Regions from separate parts of the Mus musculus genome. Here region 1 is linked to region 2. A link is a loop called in an ENCODE intact Hi-C map of the cell type or tissue named here. Cell type or tissue: heart. All regions are shown on one strand. Links, peaks and the distances in the headings refer to the core of each region. The heading gives the core; the rest is flanking DNA. Region 1 overlaps Trip11 (thyroid hormone receptor interactor 11). Region 2 holds the start of Fbln5 (fibulin 5).

The links. Peaks named below come from ENCODE experiments on the same cell type or tissue, not always from the same donor. Only the 100,000 strongest peaks of a DNase experiment are listed, where the experiment ranks them.
Region 1: it touches region 2 in a loop (2.0-fold over the local background); 9 of 42 quality-filtered maps call a loop at or near these places.

Annotation. Positions count from the first base shown.
Region 1 is chr12:101,863,663-101,870,637 of GRCm38, reverse strand. The region is part of intron 15 of Trip11 (thyroid hormone receptor interactor 11); the gene reads left to right. Among named protein-coding and RNA genes, the nearest start is that of Gm20036, 46 kb to the left of the region's middle. In heart, for the core only: no CTCF peak of the experiment used is centred there; no DNase peak of the experiment used is centred there.
Region 2 is chr12:101,813,483-101,820,457 of GRCm38, reverse strand. Fbln5 (fibulin 5) reads left to right here and starts at 1,339. Exons shown (of 11, transcript NM_011812.4): 1 at 1,339-1,724; 2 at 5,862-5,916. The coding sequence starts at 1,708. In heart, for the core only: a CTCF peak has its summit at 3,432 (motif pointing left); no DNase peak of the experiment used is centred there; H3K4me3 peaks cover 240 bases; H3K27me3 peaks cover 961 bases.

The DNA of each region.
Region 1 (6,975 bases), core at 2,051-4,550, 50 kb before region 2:
TTAGCCTTCCAGATGCTGGGATATGGAAGTGAGCTCAGTCTTTTATTATATAGCCTCTTGAAATTTTCCCCGCTATTTTCTATTTTCTATATATTGTCATATATAAAGTATGGGTGAGATCAACCTCTCTGCCGAGATATGGTGACTTGCCTTGGATTTTGGAGACACTTTTCTCAGTCTGACAATAGCTGGTGAAAGTAATGAATACCTTTATCTGGAGTTAGTGATGGATATTCTGTTTAGGATTGGTGATAGTCCAAGATAGGAAACTTACTACTACTAAGTTTAAAATATTTTATTAAATGTTGAATGGCTGTAAAAATTTAATGTGTGTATTATATGTAAAGTTGTTGGTGACAGAAGGGTGGCAGTTGAGCAAATGCCCACATGCTCAACTGAGTGTATTGGAATGCTGTCCTCGTGCTGTTCCTGCGGACTCTTCCAGAGTCCTCCTTCCACTTGTTTCTATAGAATCTGGATTCTACTTTTTTTCCATTTACTGAGACGGAGTTTTATATTCTGTGCATGCAGTGTGCTTACTATGCACTTCCTTCTTTACCTCTCGTGGTACACACACATTTCTACCAGCTAGGCTTCGATTAGAATTGCTAAATTATAAAGTATATATGACAGCCTGAGCTTTATCAGAGGATAGAGTTTTCCTTCCTTCCTTCCTTCCTTCCTTCCTTCCTTCTTCTTTTTTTTTTTTTTTGGTTTTTCGAGACAGGGTTTCTCTGTGTAGCCCTGGCTGTCCTGGAGCTCACTTTGTAGACCAGGCTGGCCTCGAACTCAGAAATCCACCTGCCTCTGCCTCCCAAGTTCTGGGATTAAAGGCATGCGCCACCACGCCCGGCTCTTTCCTTCTTGTTTGTTGTCTGCTTGTTTTGTGCAATAGCCCTGGCTGTCCTGGAATTCATGAGGATAGTTCTCTAAACATGATTATGTTAATTTACTCTGACTATTAATATATTAATGATTCTTATTAAGTATCCTTTTCAACATGGTACATCAACAGACTTACACTGGTGGCTGGGAAGGTATATTATTTATTTTGTACAGTTTTGATTACAGCTAGGGTAATTGATAAAGAAAATGATTTTGTTGGCATATGTTTCTGGGGGCTGGGACCTCTGACATTGAGGTACTTGTATCTGACAAGGGCCTTCTTGTTACATCATCTCCTTGTAGGACCAGAAAGACGCAGCCGGGAGGGGCCTGAACTTGTTCTTTCTTATAAGGCCTACTCCAGCAGCAATGGCATTCTTCCTAAAAGACAGTGCTCTAGTGACCCAAACGCCCTTCATTAGGCCCTGCTTTCACCTCTCAGTTTCCTTTATCAAAATTTATTAATGTATTTAGAAAGATATGTTTTTGTTTTGTTTTGCTTTTTGATACAGGGCCTCTCTATGTAGTCTTTATTATCTTAGATCTTGTTGTGTAGACTAGGCTAGCTTTGAACTCATAGAAATCCTCCTGCCTCTGCCTCCCAAGTTCTGAGATTAAAGGTGTACACCACTACAACCAGCCAAAAGATAATTTTTTTAAAAAAAAGATTTATTTATTTTATGTATGTGAGCACACTGTAGCTGTCTTCAGACACACCAGAAGAGGGCCTCGAATTCCATTACAGATGGTTGTGAGCCACCATGTAGTTCTGGGGATTAAACTTAGGACCTCTTAACCGCTGAGCCCCAAAGGATAAAATTTTAATCAATACTTTTGATTGTGTCCAGTGGTCTCTTAAAGTGAACATCCAAATCTTTCACAAAACTAGTTTAATTTTTTAATTTAAAATGTTTATCATTTTTTAAAAGAGCAAAATAAGCCAGAAAAAACTTAAGAGGAAATTAGTAAAAATAAAAGGTAAACAAGTAAAATAAAATCCAAATAAATGACAGAGTAACAAAATGTAAGTGCTAATATGCCAAGAGGCTTTCTTCTTTATTGTCCTCTTAAGAGGACTGGGCTGTAGCCTAGTGGTGGAGTGCTTGCACAATGCAGGTGACACCCTGGATTCTGTTTCTAGCACAGCAAACCCCACAGACCAAAAATCCCATGTCATACTATGAAGCTGTGGTTTGTTTTTCTGTTTGTTTGCTTTTTTTAAAAATTAGATATTTTCTTTATTTACATTTCAAATGCTATCCCGAAAGTTCTCTATACCCTTCCCCCCCCTCCAGCTCCACTACCCACCCACTTTGTTTGCTTTTTTAATGTTTAGATCTTTAAAAAATTACTGAAATTTTTGTTATACCAAATTTAGATTTATAGATTTGGAATAATAACATTGCTATTTAAAGTATTTTCGTTTCAGAGCTCAACCCTCAGATTGCAGAATCAGTGAGGTGTGTGTGTATGTGTGTGTGCATGATTTATATGTGGGCACACATGCAGTTCATTACAGGGAATTGCTACATGATTGTAGGAGCTGGTTAAGCAAGTCTGAAGTTTGGAGGGCTGGCAGTCAAGATGGGAAGACCACATCAAAGGCTCATCTGGAACTCACAGGCACTGGATATAGCTTTTGTCCTTAGGCAGTTAGGGTAGTCACATCAGGAGGAAGCTCTGGGAATACTGGAAGAAGCTGCTGTCTATCAAAGAGATTTTGTCATTTTGGGGGACACCCAGTCTCTGCTTTTAAGAATTTTTGATAGGTCCAACCAGTACCTGCCAGACGACTCGGGAGCATGGGTTTCCTTGAGGGCTTGAAGCACACTTGTAGAATGTAGTGAGGTCTGTAGTGATGACTGAGGACCATAACCTAACCAAGATCCAATCAAGAACATGGTCTGGAATTTACATGGTAAATTCTTCAGGGTAACCAAGAAAATTAGAACAACAACAAAAAAAGCAGTGGGGAAGGATTATATCAGAATAGAGCCAGTACAGCATGTTCTAGATCAATGGGATGGAGTGAGAGTCCAGAAGTAGAGTCCAGATACTTGAGAATTTAAAATGACATTATTTGAAATTTTTTCTCTTTCCTTTCCTTTCCTTTCCTTTCCTTTCCTTTCCTTTCCTTTCCTTTCCTTTCCTTTCCCTTCCCTCCCCTCCCCTCCCCTCCCCTCCCCTCCCCTCCCCTCCCCTTCCCCACCCCTCCCCTCCCTCTCCCCTCCCCTCCCTCTCCTCTCCCCTCCCCTCCCTCTCCCCTTCCCTCCCCCTCCCCTCCCCTTCCCTCCCCCTCCCCTCCCCTCCCCTCCTTCCCCTCCCCTCCCCTCCTCTTCCCTTCCCTTCCCTTCTCCTTCCCTTCCCCTTCCCCTTTCTTCTCTTCTTTTCTTTTTTTTTGGCGGTGGTGTTTAGAAACGTCAGTGGAATGACTCTGATGCTCCTGGGGTTTAGATCTCAGGAACTCCTGGTGGGGAGGGTCTGCTTCCTCTTCACCATCACAGACTTTTCATTTCTTAGGGTGGTACTGGCTCAGGGTGGAATTTTTTCTTGTGGATCATGTGCCTGATACTACTGAGAGTGCCTGTGCATTTCTTGTGGATCATGTGCCTGATACTACTGAGAGTGCCTGTGCTCCTCACATGAGAAGTGACTGGGTTTTGCTGACCAAATCAGCATTTCATGACTACCACAACCATAGTTTTGTTGTGAACCAGCCCATTGGAGTGGAAAGGGTTTTGGGACTTTAGGGTATTGGTGTAGGTGCTGTATATCTGCTTATTCCTCTTGATCGGGAATCACGAATTTTAAAAATGATATTAGCTGGGCAGAGATTTAATTGGAGGACTCAGGATGGAGGCAGGCAAATCTCTATAAGTCCCAGGCCAGGTTGGTGAACATAGGGCATTTCAAGTCAAGCAAGGCTACATAATAAGACTGTCTCAAAGTAAACACAAAAATACAATAAAAGTAAATGACACCGACAACTATCCATACAGACAAAAATAAAGTTGGGTTCCATCTTATACCATATATAGAAATGAATTGCAGTTATTTGAAAACAAGACTCCTTATCTACATTGGTAGTGGTCTTGGCTTCTCAGGGTCGTTTTTGTTTTGTTTTGAGGCAGGATCTTGCTGTGCTGTAGCTGGCCTCTAGAATTCTAGTAATACAGGTCTGTGCCACCACATTTTGATAAGAGAGTGATTTTTTTCATTGTTTCATTTATTTATATTCCAAATCCCAACCCCCTTCCCCTTTGCCTCTGAGAGAGTACAGCCCCCACTCCACTCCCAGATCACTCCCCTATCCCCTTCCCTGGGACAGCAAGTCTCTACAGAATTAGGTGCATCCTGTCCCACTGAGGTCAGGCAAGGCAGTCCTCTGCTACAGTCCTCTGTGATTCCGGTGGATCATGGACCAGCCCAAGTACGCTCTTTGGTTGCTAGCTTAGTCTCTGGGAGCTCCCAGAGATCCTGGTTAGTTGACACTGTTGGTTTTCCTATGGGTTACCCTCCCCTTCAGCTCCTTCAGTCCTTCCTCTAACTCTTCTACAGGGGTCCCTGACCTCAGTCCAATGGTTGGCTCTAAGTATCTATGTCTGTTTCTGTCAGCTGCTGCTGCTGGTAGAGTTTCTCAGAGGACAGCCGTGCTTGGCTCCTCTCTGCAAGGACAACATGGCATCAGTAATAGTGTCAGGATTTGGTGCCTGCCCATGGGATAAATTCTAAGTTGGGTTGGTCACTGGATGGCTTTTCCTACAATCTCTACTCCATTTTTGTACCTATATTTCTTTTAGTCAGGAATAATTCTTGGTCAAAAATTTTGAAGGTGGGTTGGTGATGCTATCCCTCCACTAGGAGCTCTGTCTATCTATTGAAGGTGGTCTCTTCAGGTACCATCTCCCACTGTTGGGCATTTTGGCTAAGGTCATCCCCATTGAGTCCTGGGAGCCTCTGACATTTCAGGTCTCTGGGACTTTCTAGAGGTTCCCCTCACCCCCTGTAACTACATTTTTCCATTCATTCTCCTGACTCCTCTAGGCTTCTCTTCTGTCTACCCCCATACCTGATTTTACCCACCTTTCCCCTCCACCTCCCTCTTTGCCTACCATGATTATTTTGTTCCCCTTTCTAAGTGGGATTGAAACATTCTCACTTTGGCCTTCCTTCTTATTAAGCTTCTTATGGTCTGTGGTTTGTATCTTGAGTACTCTGTTCTCTTTGGCTAATATCCACTCATCAGTGAATATATACCATGCATGTCCTTTTGGGTCTGGGTTACAGTACTCAGGATGATATTTTCTATTTCAATCCATTTGCCTGCAAAATTCATGATGTCCTTGTTTTTTTAATAGCTGAAAACTATTCCGTTATGTAAATGAACCACATTTTCTGTATCAATTCTTCGTTTAAGGAATGTCTGTGTTGTTTCCAGCTTTTGACTATTACGAATAAGGCTGTTATGAACATAGTGTAGCATATGTATGCCCAGAAGTGGTATAGCTGGGTCTTCAGGTAGAATTATCTTGGTGTAGCTCTAACCAAGCAAGTGAAAGATCTGTATGACAAGCACTACAAGTCCCTAAAGTCCCTGAAGAAAGAAATCAAGAAGACCTCAGAATATGGACAGATTTCCCATGCCCATGGATGGGTAGGATTAACATAGTGAAAATGACCATTTTACCAAAAGCAGTCTACAGATTCAATGCAATCCCCACCAAAATTCTAACACAATCTTCATAGACAAGAGAAAACAATTCTCAACTTCATATGGAAAAACAAAAAACCCAGGATAGCAAAACCAATTCTCAACAATAAAAGAACTTCTGGGGGGAATCACTATCCCTAACCTCTTGGCTGTACTGCAGAGCAATAATGATAAAACTGCATGGTATTAGTACAGAGAAAGACAGGTCAATCAATGGAATAGAATTGAAGACGCAGAAATAAACCCACACACCTATGGTCACTTGATCTTTGACAAAGAAGCCAAAACCATACAGTAGAAAAAAGACAGTATCTTCAACAAATGGTACTGGTCCTGTTGGTGGTCTGCTTGTAAAAGATTGCAAAGTGATCCATATTTATCACTTTATACAAAGCTCAAGTTCAAGTGGATCAAGGGCCTCCACATAAAACCATATACACTGAATATATAGAAGAGAAAGTGGGAAATAGCCTTGAATACATTGGCACAGGGGAAATTTTCCTGAACAAAACTCCAATGGCTCAGGCTCTAAGATCAACAATTGACAAATGGGACCTGAAAACTGAAAAGGCAAAGGACATTCAATAGGACAAAATGGCAACCTACAGATTGGGAAAAAAATCCTCACTAACCCTACATCCAAAAGAGGGCTAATATCCAAAATATATAAGAACTCAAGATGTTAGACTCAAAAAAACCAAATAACTCAGTTAAAAAATGGGGTACAGAGTTAAATGAATTCTCAATAGAGGAATCTCAAATGGCTGGGAAGCACTTAAAAAAAAAAAAGTTCAACATCCTTAGTCATCAGGGAAATGTAAATCAAAAACAACCCTGAAATTCTATCAGAATGCCCAAGGCCAAAAAAAAAAAAAAACACCCTTCAAGTGACAGCACATGATTGCAAGGATGTGGAGCAAAAGGAATACTTCTCCATTGCTGGTGGGAGTGCAGACTAGTACAACTACTCTGGAAATCAGTCAACTATGAGAGTGGTTTTGATGGTGCGATGACAGGGTAGTTCTTCTGACATTTAGTAGGCTAGGGATTATCAAAAGTATATTTATTGTTGGACGTGGTGGCACATGCCTTTAATCCCAGCACTCGGGAGGCAGAGGCAGGTGGATTTCTGAGTTCGAGGCCAGCCTGGTCTATAAACGTGAGTTCCAGGACAGCCAGGGCTATACAGAGAAACCCTGTCTCAAAAAACCAAAAAAAAAAAAAAAAAAAAAAAATTGTAATTTATTGAGAAATACTGTATTGCAAATTTAAACAGGGAGAACAAAATATTTTACAATAAACTCTTGACTATCTGTGCAGTCTAGAAGTAAGGTGGATTTTAATCTCCATTAAACTCAAACTATAAGAGTAAAGGAGAG
Region 2 (6,975 bases), core at 2,100-4,599:
CTACAATCATAGTTTTTATATTAATCTAATAAAATTGGTCTATGTGACTACCAAGATTCTATTAGAACTATAAAGTATATTAGAAAGCCTGCAATATCAGTGTGTGAGGAGCCTCTTCAGCATTTTAAAACATGTTATAGCACAACATCATGAAACTCAAGTCTATGTTCCTTACTGTACGAAGTGCCTTGGCCAGAAATTACATCAGGTACTTGAGAGGTTCTTTTGTACTCCCTCCCAGTCACTGCCGACTTTGAGCTTTAGACAGAGCAGCAGGCCAGGGTGCACACTTAGAGGTCTAGCTATTTTGATGGGTTACTCTCATTTATTTCCCAATCTGAAATTCTCTTTATTTCGCCCCTTTAGTGCAGAACTGGTGGACTTGAAGGGTTTTTATAATCCTAGCTACTAGAACAATGGACGGGAGGTACTATCTCATGAAGGAGATGAACCTAAATGTAGTTTATTCTTAGCCATTTCATACGCCCATAGTAAATAAATCAGGTCAGTTGACCTCTGAGCTTCAGCGGAATCAACAGCAGTCTGGCTGCTCTAGTTCAGTCTAACGAGATTTTAGAGTAAGAGTCCGTTTCCTTAAAACAGTGTTAGAAAAGAATAGGATGTAGGCTTCAGAGACTCGCTGGCATCTCTGAGAGCCATGAGGCAGTGGGGAAGTCACTCGACCCCTTTTATTCCCACCTCCAAGGAAACTGAACCAGTTTCTACTGTACAGAGGCATATGGGGGGGGGGGGGACTCTGCCCCTTTGCTTTCTGAACTGTAGGTCGGGCAGTTGAGGGTCCAAGAGAAGGTTCAGGCAAGGAAGGTCTTGCGGTGTAGCAGTCTGGTCGTCGTGTCTTTTGGAGAGCAGTGTCTTTGGCACTTTTGCACTTGATAGAGGGTTCCAGAGCTATGAAACGAAAGGGAGTGGGGCGGGGCTTCCAGGGCCCAAGTGTAGCCCACCATTCTTTAGGCTTTTCGCTGTTGACTTTTACAAATCACCTTTCTACTTTGAAGGCCAGAAACAGCAACAGCAGCAGCAACAACAACAACAAGCTAAGGATAACGAGGTGAGGGCGGCCAAGGAGAGTTCTCAGCCATTGCTTGCTCTTCCTGGTCCGCCCTTACCCCCACATCCCAGCTTAGGGGTACCACGCTTGTTCCAGCCCGTGATTTAAGCCTCGGGTTCCCAATTGCTCACGCGTCTTTCGTCCGTGAAGCCGCCTTGGTGTGAGTTCAAGTTCGTGCTGCCACAGAGCCTGATGACACGCCCCCTCGCACGCGCCCCGCTCCGCCCTGGGGAGGCCGGGCGCCCCCCAGCCCCGCGCTCTGACGGGCTCCCCTCCCAGCGCCGAGCACTTGGCCCTGGCAGACGCCCCAAGATTGTTGTGAGGAGTCTAGCCAGTTGGTGAGCGCTGTAATCTGAACCAGCTGTGTCCAGACCGAGGCCCCATTTGCATTGTTTAACATACTTAGAAAATGAAGTGTTCATTTTTAACATTCCTCCTCCAATTGGCTTAATGCTGAATTACTGAAGGGGGTTAAGCGAAACCAGGTGCCGGCGGCGAGGGCTCTGCAGTGGCTCCCAGCACCCGGCACTGTCCCGGCCCTCCGCGCTGCCCGCTCGGCCCCTCCGGAACCAAGCCGCCCCAGTCCCACCGCAGAGCCTGCCTTCCTCGCGTCGCTTCTCCTCCCGCGCATCTTGGATATGCCAGGATTAAAAAGGTAGGTTGGAAGGCGCCAGGAACTGTCTCCAGGCTTGAGAAACCTAACTCCAGACCTGATGGGTGGAAAATAGCTATGGCTGAGATTCCGCCTGTGTCAGGGCACTGGAAAAGACTTTTAGCTAGTGATGCAATGACCCTGTTAATTACAAAAAGCTGCGCCCATCTCAAAGTCTTCGTTTGGGAGTGGGGATTTTTCTAACAGCGTCAGGAGTCAGCATCTCGAGAGAGGCAGCAGACAACCTCTCTAGGTCATTTCTCTTTCTTTTTGGAAAGGGCAGCAACGTTGTGCGCAGTTTATAAACTATCACACTACATGTTTTTTAAATTTGGGAGACTGCTGACTACGGCACCAGCAATTGCTTTGCTGCAACGGCTGTGAGACAAGCAGAAGTCTCCGAACACTTCTGTCTGCGTTTGCTCTATGTGTGTGATTTACAGAGGGAATGGGACCTAGAAGTTTCGAGCCAATGCACAGTGGACTCTGCAGACAGAGACGCATGTAAGCAAATGTTTTGCTGTTCTTTGCGGAAATTGCAATTCCAGTCAAGTAATCCTTGAGCCTTGAGGAAGTTTAAGGATGACATCTGTTCTCCCTTTCTCCAGTGTCTCTTGAAAATATAGCTGCCCTGCATAGATCTACACACTTTCTCTGTGTGTGTTTGCATGTGGGAGGGGTGCATGCATGCGAATACAAACCGAGCCTCATTATGGTAAGCCATAGTTAATATTACCATCCCACATCTCTGACCAGCAATGTCTGTCACTGACAGACAGTTGGAGGGTCTGTCCTCCTCCTCCTCCTCCTCCTCCTCCTCCTCCTCCTCCTCCTCCTCCTCTTTTGGATGGTGGACCCAGATTCAAAAGAAAAGGGTTGAGACAGTTTCTCCTCCCCAGTATTAATTATACTTCAATTTTGGTATGATTTCTTTCTGGAAAGCTTCTCTGTTAGCCTAGAGATTATTTGGCCCCCAGGACCCAGCCATAGCTCTTCCAGGAGGCTGGGCTTGGAGCTGGCCAGCCCTGGTCTGGCTTTCGCCAAAAGGAATGGGGAGTGGGGTAGGGGGAGAAGCCGGTAGGGTTAGCATGCCTTTTCCAGTCTCTCTCAAACTGTACTGCATACAGTCAAGCTGCTCTGTCTCCAACATAAACGAGACGGGATTTTATAACCACCTGAAAGGAAACTTCATGAGAAGAAACAGGAAAACATTGAAATTCATAATCTACAGACTGGAAAATAAATTTGTTATTGTTCTCTTATTCCTTCCAGATATAAAGTCTGGCTCTTGCAAATATAAAAAAAAGCCCAGGGATTTGGCTCTGCACTTTATAAGGTCAGAGCTGTCTCCAGTGTTGGAGAACCTGGCTCACATAGGCAGTTAGATGAAATGGAAACCTGTCTACTCAGGATTGGATCTGGGACTCCGTGAAGGAAGTGGGTTTGCATCTTCCAGTACCACATCGGGCTCAGTTTTGCCTGGGTGCCTGGGTGCTACCTTCCCTCTGTGTCCTCTACATACCTACTGCTATTTCTCCTGCGCTGTGGGTCAGGGATGTGAATGAGCTTGGAATTTCTTGAGCACTCATTCTGAAAAGGCCCTGGGGACTACAGAGTCATGGTGCTAGGTGGGTAATGATAAGCCTCAGGCTCCAACCAGGTCCCCAGGCTCATAGCCATGCTGAGAAACAGTCAAGATCGCCCCCTTCAGGAAGCTTTCTCTGTTGACTCTTGACATTCTTATCAAAGCGAATCTACACTCCCGGCCCATGCCACAAAGCAGCCAGCTCAGGTGGCTGGCAGCTGGGTCACAGCTCTGTGGCTCTCCTGCCCAGTATCTAGGCTGCAAGCTGTAGTTGCTTGGATAGATGCTAGTGACCTGGAGAGTGTGGTTACAGACTGGATCATCAGCACAGGCTTCACGTTGTCTTCCATCTTTCCTGCTCTAGGTGCCCAGGTCAGTAGTGTTGCATCTGCTCATTTGGCTATATACCTAGGCTCCATGACTCTTTAACCTGCAAAACAGCTCTTGTACCATACTCCATGTTGTATGGTGCACACCTGTAACCCCAGCATTTGAGGGGTAGAGGCAGGAGAATCAAGAGTTCTGAGCTAAGTTTGCTAGTTTGAGGCTAGCCTGGACTACATGAGGCCCCGTCTTAAATAAAACAACAAAACAAAACAAAGCAAAAAGGTTGGCTAAAATGTCTGTCTTGGAATCCCAGTACTCAGGAAGCCGAGGTACAATTGCCACAAGTCTGAGGACAACCTGGGCCATATTGTAAGTTGCAGGTTAGCCTGGGCTACAGAATGAGACCTTGTTTCGAAAAAGAAAAACTAAAAAACCAAAAAACCAAAAAATACACCCAAGCCACCAAAAAAAAAAAAAATTACAGAAATTCTGTACCTGTTAAACACCCCCTCCCTGCCCAGAAGCTCACAACTCCCAGAACCACCATTTTTCTTTCTGAGTCTGAAAACTGTGGGGTACCTGATCTAAGTTGAAATCTATGTGTTTGTGTGTGTGTGACTCATCTCACTATGACACCCCGTGGATCACCAGTGCTATTGCTCTTATTTTGTTTTGTTTTGTTATATTTTAATTACATTTATTTACTGACGTGGGAGAGCATGCGGTGCTGTCCACTAATGGCGGCCAGAGGACAACTTTGAAAAGCTGGTTCTCTCTTTCTGCTTTATTACCAGGCTGACTTTGAACTCCTGAGTTCCAGTGACCTTTGCACTTTAACCTTTGGGAGCAGCTAGGATTACAAGCACATAGCAATGTGTCTAGCTTTCCACATTGTATCGTGTCCAACTTTTGAGTTTAAGTCTGAATAATATTGTTGGTGTGTGTGTGTGTGTGTGTGTGTGTGTGTGTGTGATGTGTGTGAGAGAGGAGGGGGACACATTTTGTTTAGCTATTCATACACGAACATTTGGATTGTACCCACCTTTTGGTTATCGTAAAAAAAAAAATGCGGCTATGAGCATGCCTGTGCATATATACTTATGTCTGGTCTTTGACTCAGTTCCCCGGGGAGTGCACTCTGGAGTGGGTCTGCTGGATCGCAGGTGAGGACACCACACAGCTGCATCAGTTTTACCTCCAGTAGTGCACCGGAGCTGTGGTCTCTCTACATTCTTCCTAGACCTGCTGTTTTCTGTCTTGCATTTTTCTAAGATGAAGAATTTATTTAATGTGTATGAGTGTTTGCTTGCTCTGGGTACAAGTGAGTGACCCTGCTTCGATGTATAAGGTAAAGAATGACTGAGGAGCATACTTGCTGCCAACCTCTGGCCCCCATAGGAATACACAGACATGTAAATATGCACTTACACACATGCTCCAACATGTTCAACACACAGGTCCATGCATGCTGCACAAATAGCCATCTTAATGGATGTGAGTGGTATAGACTTCGCAGTTTTAAAGCATACTGGTGACCACAGTTTCACCAGACAAAACGTTGGCCACAGCAAAGAACCAAATCACCCACAGGCAAAGATATTTACTTGCTTGTGGGTGGCCACGTTGGCTGGGCCAGGGTGTTAAGGCATTTCCTGCTGTTACCCACTGCCTTTCTCACACTGGCTCCTCAGACTTCCATCCCCTGGGATGGCAGTTCTCACGAGCCACGTGCTAGGGTGGACCCTGGGTTCTTGGACCATTCAAGCCCAGGTTCTCACATGTGTGGACTGAGGGCTCCACGTTCTGGTTAAGTGACTTCCTGCAAACACAGAGCCTCTCACATTCTTGCTTTCATGGATTGAAGACACAGAGGCTCTTGGCTCTGCAGTCAGGTCAGAATAATGTTTGACTCAGGTGGTCTCTGTGCAGAATGATAAAAGACCAAGACAACTGGTTGATGCCACAGACTGTGGGTCTTTGGATTTTTGTCCCTAAGCAGCAAAACATGTGACCTAACTCACTATCCCAACACATGAAGCAAGTGTGAGGAGGCTGCCTCTTGTGGGGTTAGAGTAGAGGGCTGGAAGCGCTCTTGGGCTCTGCTGAGTGTGCCCTATTCGCTTGCAAGCATATGGTAAAACCACCAACTAAATGCCAGGTAGCAGGAGGTCCAGGTTTCCTGGCCATGAGCATCCCTTGGCACTCACTCTGATTTTCACTGCCCACAGGATACTCACTGTTACCATCTTGGCACTCTGGCTTCCACATCCTGGGAATGCACAGGTAAGGCTTCAAGTTGTCCAGGAGCATGTCACAAAGCTAGGGGAGAGTGTCCAGCCATGCATTTTAGGGTCCCAGGGTTATGGGAATGGGAGGTACTCTGCAGTTCACTTACTACCCTCCATACAAACATATCATAGTGAAGGCTCTAAGAGATGGAGGTTGGCCCAGGGTGATATAGGTTTCAAGTGGCAAGGTTGGAATTGGATCTCAGCATCCTGGCTCCAAACCTTGGTGTCCCTCAGGGAAACTCACTAACTTAAATGGTAGTTCAATGTGGTGCTTCTGGTCAGGGAGTTCTCCACCCAGGATGCTTACAAAAGGCCCCCACGGCTAGGTCAGTGTGTGTTTACAGCCATACAATGCCCAGTGAAAGAGATAGGAAGGAGAAGGTTGGTTATCTGGAGCTGGGGGGGGGGCGTGGGGGGTATCCATTCACCTGGGAGGAGTGTGCAAGGGGCAATATCTCATTTTTAAAGTTATAGGGAGGGTTGTGCTAGGTGTGTCAGCCCCAAGTAATATGGTAGGGTTCCTCTAGATTGGTGGTTCTCAACCTGTGGATTGCAACCAGTTCTCAATCCCTTTGTGGGTGGGGTCGAACAACCCTTTCACAGGGGTCACCTAAGACTATCAGAAAGCACAGATTTTTACATCACAATACATACCAGTGGCAAAATGATAGTTATGAAGTAGCAATGAAGTAATTTTATGGTTGGGGGTCACTACAACGTGAGGAATTTTATTAAAGGGTCGCAGCGTTACAAAGGCTGAGAAACACTGTTCTAGATGGCTCAGAGAGGCCCTTCTGTGTGGCCCTTCTCATGGAGAGAAAATAAAGACAGCCTCATTTCTGAGTAAGGCCGAGGGCTGCAGGTGAGGAAGGGTAGGCGCCTGCCCATCATGCATAAGGCTATAAGTTTCATACCTAGCACTGAGAAAACTATGCTGGGGTGGAACAGGGGGAAGAGCTGTGAAGTACGTCCAAAGGCCATTAGACACACTCAGACCATTGGAGACAGGAAGGATTTGAGAGGAATGTATAAGAATTTTAGATCTCAGAGG